2 separate regions of the Homo sapiens genome follow, and region 1 is linked to region 2. A link is a contact called in ENCODE Hi-C or POLR2A ChIA-PET data. All regions are on one chromosome and are shown on one strand. The core of a region is the stretch at or near the end of the contact, and the rest is flanking DNA. Distances in the headings are between cores, read along the strand shown. Region 1 has its middle 58 kb from the start of NOS2. Region 2 holds the start of NOS2 (nitric oxide synthase 2).

Evidence for each region. Hi-C counts contacts between places; a loop is a spot of excess contacts on that map. ChIA-PET counts read pairs that join two places held with the same protein, here RNA polymerase II (POLR2A).
Region 1: a map of HAP-1 shows a loop between it and region 2 (2.3-fold over the local background). The contact joins the enhancer-like site here to the promoter of NOS2 in region 2. A Hi-C loop is called at or near these places in 3 of 168 maps with a recorded cell type or tissue (HAP-1, Right ventricle myocardium superior and ovary). POLR2A ChIA-PET finds 5 or more read pairs at or near these places in 1 of 52 experiments (activated CD4-positive, alpha-beta T cell).

Annotation. Positions count from the first base shown.
Region 1 is chr17:27,739,978-27,745,112 of GRCh38, forward strand. No RefSeq gene overlaps it. Among named protein-coding and RNA genes, the nearest start is that of NOS2, 58 kb to the right of the region's middle. Within about 2 kb of position 3,479, at least 2 of the 41 ENCODE cell types and tissues checked have a DNase peak (open chromatin) inside an H3K27ac peak, as active enhancers do.
Region 2 is chr17:27,797,366-27,802,351 of GRCh38, forward strand. NOS2 (nitric oxide synthase 2) reads right to left here and starts at 3,164. Exons shown (of 27, transcript NM_000625.4): 1 at 2,974-3,164; 2 at 1,335-1,517. The coding sequence starts at 1,444. RefSeq lists promoters at 2,997-4,986, 3,077-4,194, 3,077-3,369, 3,128-4,986, an enhancer at 3,338-3,366 and a cis regulatory region at 3,679-3,701.

The DNA.
Region 1 (5,135 bases), core at 2,229-4,728, 57 kb before region 2:
GCCTAGCTAATTTTTGTATTTTTAGTAGAGATGGGCCAGGCTGGTCTTGAACTCCTGACCTCAGCTGATCCACATGCCTCGGTCTCCCGAAGTGATGGGATTACAGGTGTGAGCCACTGCTCCCAGCCTATTTTATGTATTTTGTACATACTGTTTAGCCATTGAACTTTTGATGGCCAGTGAGTATGACTGGGGCCCATCCAGGCAGGGTGTGGAGCAGAGGGCCCTCCTTTATGGGCTGGACTCACTAGTGGGCTGCTTACCTGTGACTCACCTCCAAGGCTCAAGTTAATGCTAACGTGTTGATTTGCTAGAACTCTGAGCTGTGCCTGTGTCTCCTTGGGCCCTGGGAGATTTTTTTCTTTTAGCAGTATTTTATGGAGATATTGTCTAGGTAGAGTAAAATGTACAGATCCTGGTTTTCTGTTGAGTTTTGTTTTGTTATGAGGCAGGGTCTTGCTCTGTCACCCAACCTGGAGTGCACTGGTACAATCATAGCTCACTATGGCCTCAACCTCCCAGGCTGAAGCAATCTTCCTGCCTCAGTCTCCCTGTAGCTGGGACTACAGGCATGCACCACCATGCCCCACTAATTTTTTTGATTTTTAGTAGGGATGATGTCTCATTATGCTGCCCAGGCTGGTCTCGAACTCCTGGGCTCAAGCAATTCTCCTGCCTCAGTCTCCCAAAGTGCTCAATTACAGGTGTCAGCTGCTGCACCCAGCCTCAGCCTGTTGTTAATGGATGTAAACACCTGTGTGACCACCACCCAGAACCAGATCCAGAACATTTCCAGGCTCTCGAAGACTCCTTCGTGCCCGTCCCAGTCAGAGACCCCCAAGGGTAATGCCATTCTGGCCTGTTGTTCAACTTGACTTGAATGGAATTTTCACAGCATGTGTCTGTTTGGATCTGGCTTCTTCTGCTCAGTTGCGAGGCCCATTGATGTTTCCTGTGGCCTAGCTCCTTTTTATTGCTGAGGGCCACTCAGTTGTATGAAAACCACAATTCATTCTCCCTTCTCCTTTGGTGAACATTTGCACTGTTTCCAGCCTGGGACAATGATGAGTAAAGCTGTTAAAAACAGGCACATATGTTTTCCTTTCTCTTGGGTAATTTTTTAGAAGTAGAAAAGCCAGCCAATAGAAGTAGATATTTGACTGTATTAAAACTCACCAAGCAGTTTTTCTTATTTTTTTTAATTTTTAAATTTTTTTTAGCCAGAGTCTTGCTCTATTGCCCAGGCTGGAGTGCAGTGTCGTGCACTCTCATGGACACACATGGATCCAGATGCCACAGCAGCCTTAGCTGGCCAACCTTAAAACAACACATTTGTTCTTATAGTGTTGGAGGTCAGAAGGCTAAAATCAAAGTGTCATGGAAGGTGGCCAGCAGGACCGTGGAGCCTCTGAGGCAGTGGGACACTTTGGCTAAGAGCCACATACTGGCTCTGGCTGGCAGGCAGTCTTGGCCAGCCAGGCTGAGCTCCCCACTGTCGGGGCAAGCCTGGGTGTCCTCTGGTGATGCTGAGTCCAGAACAAGGCTGCCCACATTCTGGTCCGCAGGGCTCAGCTCTGCTTTCTAGACTTCCAAATAGGAAGAAGAGGGAAAGTTCCCAGTCTCTGGGCACAACCAAGAACAGAGAGCAAGTTCTGACTCAGCAGAGGGATTGATTCATTCCATGCAAAGAGCTGCACTGCCAAGGCTGACACGAGCCAGGGACTCAGCACACGGCATCGCACCCAGTCCTCTCCAGAACTCTGCCACGTAGTGTTACCATCCTGCCGTTCAGAGGAGGGAAGTGGGGCACAGGCAGGTCAAGCAACTTGGCCAATGTCTGAATTGCTAGTGTACGGAGCTGGGAGGGGAGCCCATGGGGCCATAAATCCAGTGCAAAAATCCGTCCTCCTGAACCCTACGGAGCAAAAGTGAGTCCAGTTGTTTTCCTGGGTTTCCTGGACACACAGATCTGAATTTCACAGCAGCCTTGGCTGGCCAATCTTAAAACAACAAATTTATACTCTTAATGATTCTGGAGGTCAGATGTTAAAAGGTCAATGTGTCAGCAAGTTTGTTTCCTTCTGGAGGCTCCAGGGGAAAGAATCTGTTTCCTTTCCTTTTGCAGCTTCTAGAAGCTACATGCATGCCTTGGCTTATGGGCCCTCCTGCCATCTTTAAAACTGTCAGCTTTGTCCAGGCACATTGACTCATGCCTGTAATCCAAGCACTTTGGGAAGCCAAGACAGGAGGATCTCTTTAGTCCAGGAGTTGGAGACCAGTCTGGGCAAGAAAGTGAGACCGTGTCTCTACAAAAAAATAGAAAAAAATTAGACGAGCATAGTGGTGCATGCCTGTAGTCCCAGCTACTTGGGAGGCTGAGGTGGGGGGAATCACGTGAGCCTGGGGAAGTGGAGGCTGCAGAGAGCTGAGATCACACCACTGCACTCCAGCTTGGGTGACAGAGTGAGATCCTGTCTCAAAAAAAAAAAAAAAAAAACACAAAACAAACAAACAAAAAACCAAAACCAGCTTCTTCTTGCTTCTGTTGTCACATCTGCAGGACTCATTCTCCCGCCTCCCTTTTATAGGATCCTTGTGATCACATTGGGACCACCTGTATAATCCAGGACAATCTCCCCATGCCAAAATTATTGATTTAATCACATCTACAAAGTCCCTTCTACAACGTATTCACAGTTTCTGGGGATTTGAATGTGGATGTTTCTGGGGGGTGGCCCACTGATAACCAGTGTTATAAGTTTCTTGAAAATCCTTCCAGAGATATTTTATCTATAAATAAATAAATGCAAGTCCATAGCCTCCCCCCACCCACTTTTTATACAAGTGGCATCATTCCATATCAGTGCTCAGTTCCATCTTCCTCTTTTTCTTTTCTTTTTAAGGTTACACAGAACCTATTATATGGAAATACCCTAATTTATTTCACTTTTTTCCTGTTGGAAGACTTTTAAGCTCTTTCCAATGCTTTGCTTTATAATCTTTTGTATTATAATGCTGCAACCTATATAATCCTATAACCTTGTTTGTAGGATAACTTTCTATTTAAAATCTCATTTTTCAGGCCAGGCATGGTGGTTCATACCTGAAATCCTAGCCCTTTGGGAGGCTGAGACAGAAGGATCACTTCAGCCCAGGTGTTCATGACCAGCTCTGGCAACATATCAAGAACCTGTCTTTTCAAAAAACTTAAAAATTAGTGAGGCATGGTGGCATGTACCTATTTGGTCCCAGCTATTCGGGAGGCTGACGTGGGAGGCTCACTTGAGCCCAGGAGGTGGTGGCTGCAATGAACCAGGATCACACCCCTCACTGCACTGCAGCCTGGGCAACAGAGTGAGAACCAATCTCAAACTAAAATAAAATAATCTTGTTTTTCAGAATTTGAGGGTGCCATTTAAGACATTTTGACACTTCACAGAACTTTTTTGGGGAACTTGTTGCCTTGGAGATTAGCCTGTCCTGTCCCACCCCCATGATCTGTACTTCCTGTTTCTCCCTCCTGGCTTCCTTAATTAAGCCTTGTGTGTACTTGCGAGCCCATGTCCATCACGCTCTGCCTTCAATTCTGGATGCTGTGCTGTGAATACGCTTGAGTGGAGGCCGCATGCTTTCCAGGAAGGTGTGTATTTTCAGTGTTGTCTCTCATGATAGTATGAAAGGCTCTGGAGGGAATCACAGGCCTCCACAAACAGGCAAGCGGAAAAATGTTCCACAGACATGTTTCAGGGACAACAGGCTTCCCAATCCTAGGTCGTGCTGGTCCATAACTGGATCAGGCTGACTCTCCCTCCCCGACACCGCTGGTGTAGACAGGGACAAGAAAGAGAAGTCAGAGACACAAAGAAGCTGTGATTTGCTTGAGGTCACTAAAGTACTTAATGGCAGAGTTCAGACCTGACCTGAGGGGCAACAAAAGACACCCCCCTCAAATCCATGGGGAGCAGAGTCTATCTGAATCAGATCCCAGATTTTCTGGGGCTTTCACGATGCCAGGTGTGTACACTGAGCTAGGATGGGTTTCCCAGGGTTCTTTGTGGTCACACAACTCAACAATACAGACCAGAAAGCAGTGGCGAGTAGGCTGAATTTGGCTGGTGGGTGTTTTCTGTTTGGTCTGCACAGTGTTTAACTTGTTATTATAGGAAATTCAAACATGCAGAGAGAATTGTACCATCAACAACACACACCCATCACTCTGCTCCAACAATGATCAATTCAGGCCTATCTTGCTTCATCCTATACCCTCCCTCGCTTGCTTCCCTTCCCACCCTCAAATATGTGGAAGCAAATCCAGAGATACCATTCCATTGCAAATATTTCATTTTGTATCTCTATAATATGGGAATTTGGGGAATTTCATTTGAGACAGGATCTCACTTGGTTGCCCAGGCTGGAGTGCAGTGGCGTGATTGTGGCCTCAACCTCCCAGGCTCAAGTGATCCTCCCACCTCAGCCTCCCAAATAGCTGGGATTAAAGGTGTGTGCCACATCTGGCTAATTTTTTTATTTTTTTGTAGAGATGGGGGTCCCACTATGTTGCCCAGGCTGGCTGGCCTCAAACTCCTGGTCTCAAGTGATTGTTTTGCCTCGGCCTCCCAATGTCCTGCAATTATAGATGTGAGCCACTGTGCCCAGCCAGGAACTTTAACATAATCCTTTTTGACAAAAATTTTCCTCTAAGAAATTAGAAAATTTTACAGAAAAATAAAAATCCAGACTTCTGTCTTCTCTTAAAAATTTGGAAGCTCTGCCAATACTGGGCCCAGATGGCAATCACTGATTAGCACTGAGTAGATGTTGACTTTTCAGATGAGGGGTGTGACGTCTACTTTGCCACAGTCCCCACCACTCCCCCACCTGGCCATCTCACCCATACACATCACCTGCCTGGCTCCTTTAGGCATTTAATTTGTGTAGGAAATTGACCTAAAGGAGATATTAGAGAAGACATTAAAAACTTGAAGAATGTGAAAATCAGCCAGGAGATAGAACTGTGCTTTAATGAGGGTTATAGAACCACACTGGATATGAAGCATTTTGGGAATAAACTTTGAAAATTGGAAGTACCAGTTTGTGAATTTTGCTCAGAGAGATGAAGGTGGGGGGTGGGTGAC
Region 2 (4,986 bases), core at 1,914-4,413:
GGAAAGCTCATTTACTCCTTCCTCCAACTCCAGGAAATCACCATTGTTACCCTCTTCTTATAGAGGAGGAAATTGAGGCTCAGAGGCTAGGGGACTTGCCAAAGGTTACAGGGCTACTGAGTGGCAAAGCCACTTGCTCATCCCCAAGCCCATCCTCTTAGCCACTGGCATTTTTTGCCGCCTCTGACAGATACACTCAGGGCCGTCATGCTGTACACATCCAGGGGGCGCCCTACCCTTTGTAGTCCATGGGAAAGGCTCCTCTGGGGCGGTGGGGTTGTGTGGCTATGTGGTGGTCTTGTGTAGATGGGGGCTTTGGTTTCAGTTGCACTATTGCGTTATTGCAGATTGCTTTGTCTTTCCACCTGAGCGAGCCTCAAGCCTGTCCCTTGACTTGTTCATTAACTGACTCATTCTCTTGGTTCTGCCCTGGGAGGAAGGATGGGCCCGGGGAGGAGGGACATGAAGAATCCAAATCTGGGCTCAAGTTCCAACTCTGTAAACTCTGTAATTACCGGTCATTCAGGCTGGGGGAAGTCATAATCCTATTAGAGCTTCTATTTCCTTATCTGTGAAATGAGTCAATCATATGAACTTCAAAGAGCCGCCACAGAGATCAGTTGAGATGCAAAGTCTGTCAAGTGGCCTGTGTAGCTCTGGCAAGGGCAGGTACTCAGTAGATGGTGATGAACCCTGATGTGGACTAAGTGTCTGTTCTGTGTGGGCACAGTGCTGAGTGCTGTAGATCTCATTTCATCCTCAGCACACTATGGTGAGGGCCCCCTTGGGTTCCTCATACCACAGGTGAGCACTAAGTTTCAGAGAGGTTAACTTACCCTGCGTCACACAGCTGGCTAGAGGCAGCACCCGGCAACTAGTGCGGCCAGCACAGGGCTTGGAACTAGTTTGTCTAACATCCTGATGCCCTTCACCAGGATGATATTCAAAGCATCTAGCAAGCGGTGAATTGGAATGGACGCAGGCCAGGATGCTGACCCTCCACCCCCACCCCTCCGCCATGGTGCCCACCACGAGGCTCTACTGCCTCCCATTCTCAGGCCAAGCTCCTTCCCATATTCTTCCCCAAAGATTCCAAGCTTCTTCAGGGCCAGCCCCGCACCATGTCCCTTCCTTCTTCACATACCGTCAGGCACAGCGAGGTGCCCAATAATCAGCGGCTGCATTGAATTCCAACAGGGACTTTCAAGAAGCAATGAGGAGATCAGACCTCAGGTGAGAGAGGAGGAGCAGAGAGAGGAATTCTGAGTCATCGGTGCCGACAGGGCATGGGTGCCCAAGGAGACAAGCAGGAGGTTCCCCCAGGGAAAACTCACCTGGAGGTGGCACAGGGGGCTTTCTCCACATTGTTGTTGATGTCTTTTTCCCCATTCATTGCATACTGGTGGAATTTGGTCTTGAACAGAAATTTCCAAGGACAGGCCATCTCTATGGCTTTACAAAGCAGGTCACTTATGTCACTTATCTGGATTTGAGCTCAGATGTTCTTCACTGTGGGGCTGAAGAAGGGAAGCAGAGGTGAGGGAAGGTTGAAGAAGAGTTTACAGAACAGGGCTTCTCAGTGGGGTTGGCTCACTGGGGAATCGATATGAACGCCAGCATGAGCCCCTTCATCAATGCTTTGCAACCTCTGTCTCTATTTCGGGGTTGGAATGGGGAGCCTTCGGACACAGACTTCAATTCTGTAAAGCCACCTAATAATCTTAAGGAAAAACAATGAACCCCCCCATCCCCATCGCCACTTAACAAGGACAAACTGTATGCACCATGAGCCTCCTTAGCGGGACCTGCTGGCCCACCAGACCCAGCCAGGCTTCATCACTGGCCACAGGCAGGGTGAGGAAGAGCCCGGAGGTCGTTGAAACAGGGGTGCCTTTGCCTGACCCTGAAAGACACTTCCCAGCAGCTCTCATTATCAACTGTAGTTTTAGGTCTATTACTGGGGAAAGCACTCAAGCTGTAGCTACCTTTCTTTTAAAGATTTTGCAGTTGTTGTTCTAACTCAGCATTATTACTTGCTCCTCTTTTATTATGTGGGGAGGAAATATTTGTGAAAAATGCACTCATCCCTCGAAATCTGAGATCATCTCCTTTGAAACAGACAAGAGGAAGATCAAAGAGGCAAAAACTCTGTCTTTAGAAGACAGTGTAGTGAATATAGTCCATGTAAGAATTTTAGGCCAAGTGCAGTGGCTCACGCCTGTAATCCCAGCATTTCGGGAGACCGAGGCAGGAGGATCGCTTGAGTCCAAGAGTTCGAGTTCAGCCTGGGCAACATAGGGAGACCTTGACTACAAAAAATTGAAAAATTAGCCAGGCAGGCATGGTGTCTTGTGCCTGTAGTCCCAGCTACTCGGGAGGCTGAGGCAGAAGGATTGCTTGAGGCTGGGCAGTCAAGGCTGTTTCCAAAAAAAAAAAAGAAAGAAAGGGAAGGGAAGGGAGGGGAAGGGAGGAAAGGACAGGAAGGAAAGGAAGGAAAGAGGGAAAGAAAGAAAAGAACTTATAGCCCCATAGACCTGGGTTCAAATCCTGGAATCCTAGCTCTACCAGTTATGTGTCCTGGATCAAGTTATTTAACTGAAACTCATTTATTCATCCATAAAATGGGTTTAATATATCCATCTTACCAGGATTTGTGGGGAGGTTACATGTTATAAGGACTGATAAGATAATCTCTGTTAAAAAAAATTCTTAGCAGATACAAACTCCCATTTTGAACTTTTCAGAAAGTTTTTCCTTGTCATGTAACAACCACAGCTAATATTTGCAGAAAAGAAATCTGACCAAGATGCCATGTTCAAATGACCAAACCTCATGTCGGCATTTTTTTACCTAGACTTTCCAACACCTTCTCTCTGTAGGCAGAAAATTCCCACAATTTTCTGAGCCTTCTCAAAGAGGAAGAAACAAAACCCTCTCAAAACAGCCGCTTCCCCAGAAATGAAGGCAACTCACCTTGCAGCTGGCTGCACTGCCTCCCCGGGGTAAGGACAGTCAAACCAGGAAGAGACCTGTGCCTTGAGAACTTCGGGACTGTCTAGAACTGCCCAGTCCCCTCATCAAAGGTGGCCGAGAGATTTTAAAGCAGGAATGAGGCTGAGTTCTCTGCGGCCGGAGCCTCAGTTTTCGACTCGCTACAAAGTTATGAACACACTGGCAGCCAAGAAGTATTTATACTCACCCCATGCCATCCAGAGAGTTGTTTTTGCATAAAGGTCTCTTTTTTTTTTTTTTTTTTTTGGTTTCCAAAGGGAGTGTCCCCAGCTTGTGTACAGTTAGCTAATTTATGACTGTGACTGCCAGGGCCTGTGGGTGACCTGATCTTGCTGTTACATCACTCTGTGTGGTGCCTCTTCACCCAACCCACCTCTTTCTGGTCCCAAGTCCAAGGTGGCAGTTCATCAGCAGGGTGGCTGCTAAGATAGAGGCACCACGGAGCCAGGTTTTATTTGGCCAAGCCACATGGCCTCACTTTCAGCATCTGGGAGATTTTTTCCTCAGCAGGGAGCTCTCTGGTTAATCCCTGTCCATCCTCTCACTTTTCCAGCTTGTGACAGGAGTCCAGGAAGCTGGGGGAATATTGACAGTATGGAACACACTGGAAAATGCCCAGGTTCCAGAAGGCCAGTGATATTAGATGATGCCATTATTCCAGACAGGCCTCTGAACTAGTCACTTGAGGTTTTTGGAAGGGAAAGGAAGGAAGGCTATTGGCACAGAGAGGCCTCTGAGATGTTGGTCTTACTAACACCTCATCCTTTAGCACTAGGTAAGCTTTGGTGGAATGGCAGGTAGGATTAAATTCCTTCCCTTATAATGGAAATGATCACTTCTTACATGAAAAAGTGGTAATTTCTTATAATTTCATTTCATTTATTTTATTTATTTATTTATTTTTGAGATGGAGTCTCATTCTGTCACCAAGACTGGAGCGGAGTGGCACGATCTCTGCTCATTGCAACTTCTGCCTCCCAGGCTCAAGCGATCCTCCCACCTCAGCCTCCTGAGTAGCTGGGACTACAGGCATGCACCACCACACCCAGCTAATATTTTTGTGTTTTTGGTAGAGACTGGGTTTCACCATGTTGTCCATGCTGGTCTCGAACTCTGAAGCTCAAGTGATCTGCCCACTTCAGCCTCTCAAAGTGCTAGGATTACAAGGGTTAGCCACCATGCCCGGCCTATAATTTCATTCCTTATAATGCCTGAAATACAGTATTCCCATACATATGCATTTTTCCATCATAAAAGTAAAATAACAACTACATTAGGGAGAAGTTGAGAAGCAAAGGGAAAAAAAGTCACCCTTGATCTCACCGTCCCAACACTTTGCTACCACTGTCCACTCATTTCCTTCTTGTCTTTCCCAAGTTAAATTCAGCATAATATATTAACTTTGTCAAAGATAAACTAAGAGCCACAAAAAAGACATGGATATCAGAGCTCAAGGATCTTTGTTGAGTGAATGTGTGGATGAATGAATGAAAAATAGGAGTAAACTGGAATGAGTTTTAACATATCAAAGCCATCTTCCCTTCAGGCTTCAGCTCAATGCTGCGGCTCAATGCTGCGGCTTAGAGCTCTGGCTTATGGAGCATCTGCCACGAAGAGCAATGCATTTTAGAAAGTGACAAGATGGCCGGGCGTGGTGGTTCATGCCGGTTCAGTTCAGGTAAACAGCACTCAGGGAAAGAGTCAGAATCCTGGCCTTAGGGAGTGCAAGGCCTAGAAAAATAAATGGATAATTATAGTACAGAGTGATATCTGTAGTGATGGAGGGATGGTATGGTGCTGATGTAGCTGGTTCTGCCTTGTTCAAGGAAAGTTTACAAGGGAGAGGACACCAGGGCAGGGTTTTGAGGGATGATTAGGAGTTTGCTACACTCTATTCCCTGTAGCTGCTTTCACATATTCTGGCTATACCTGCAGCAAACACATGTATTAACACATTTAATGCCCCCACCCAAG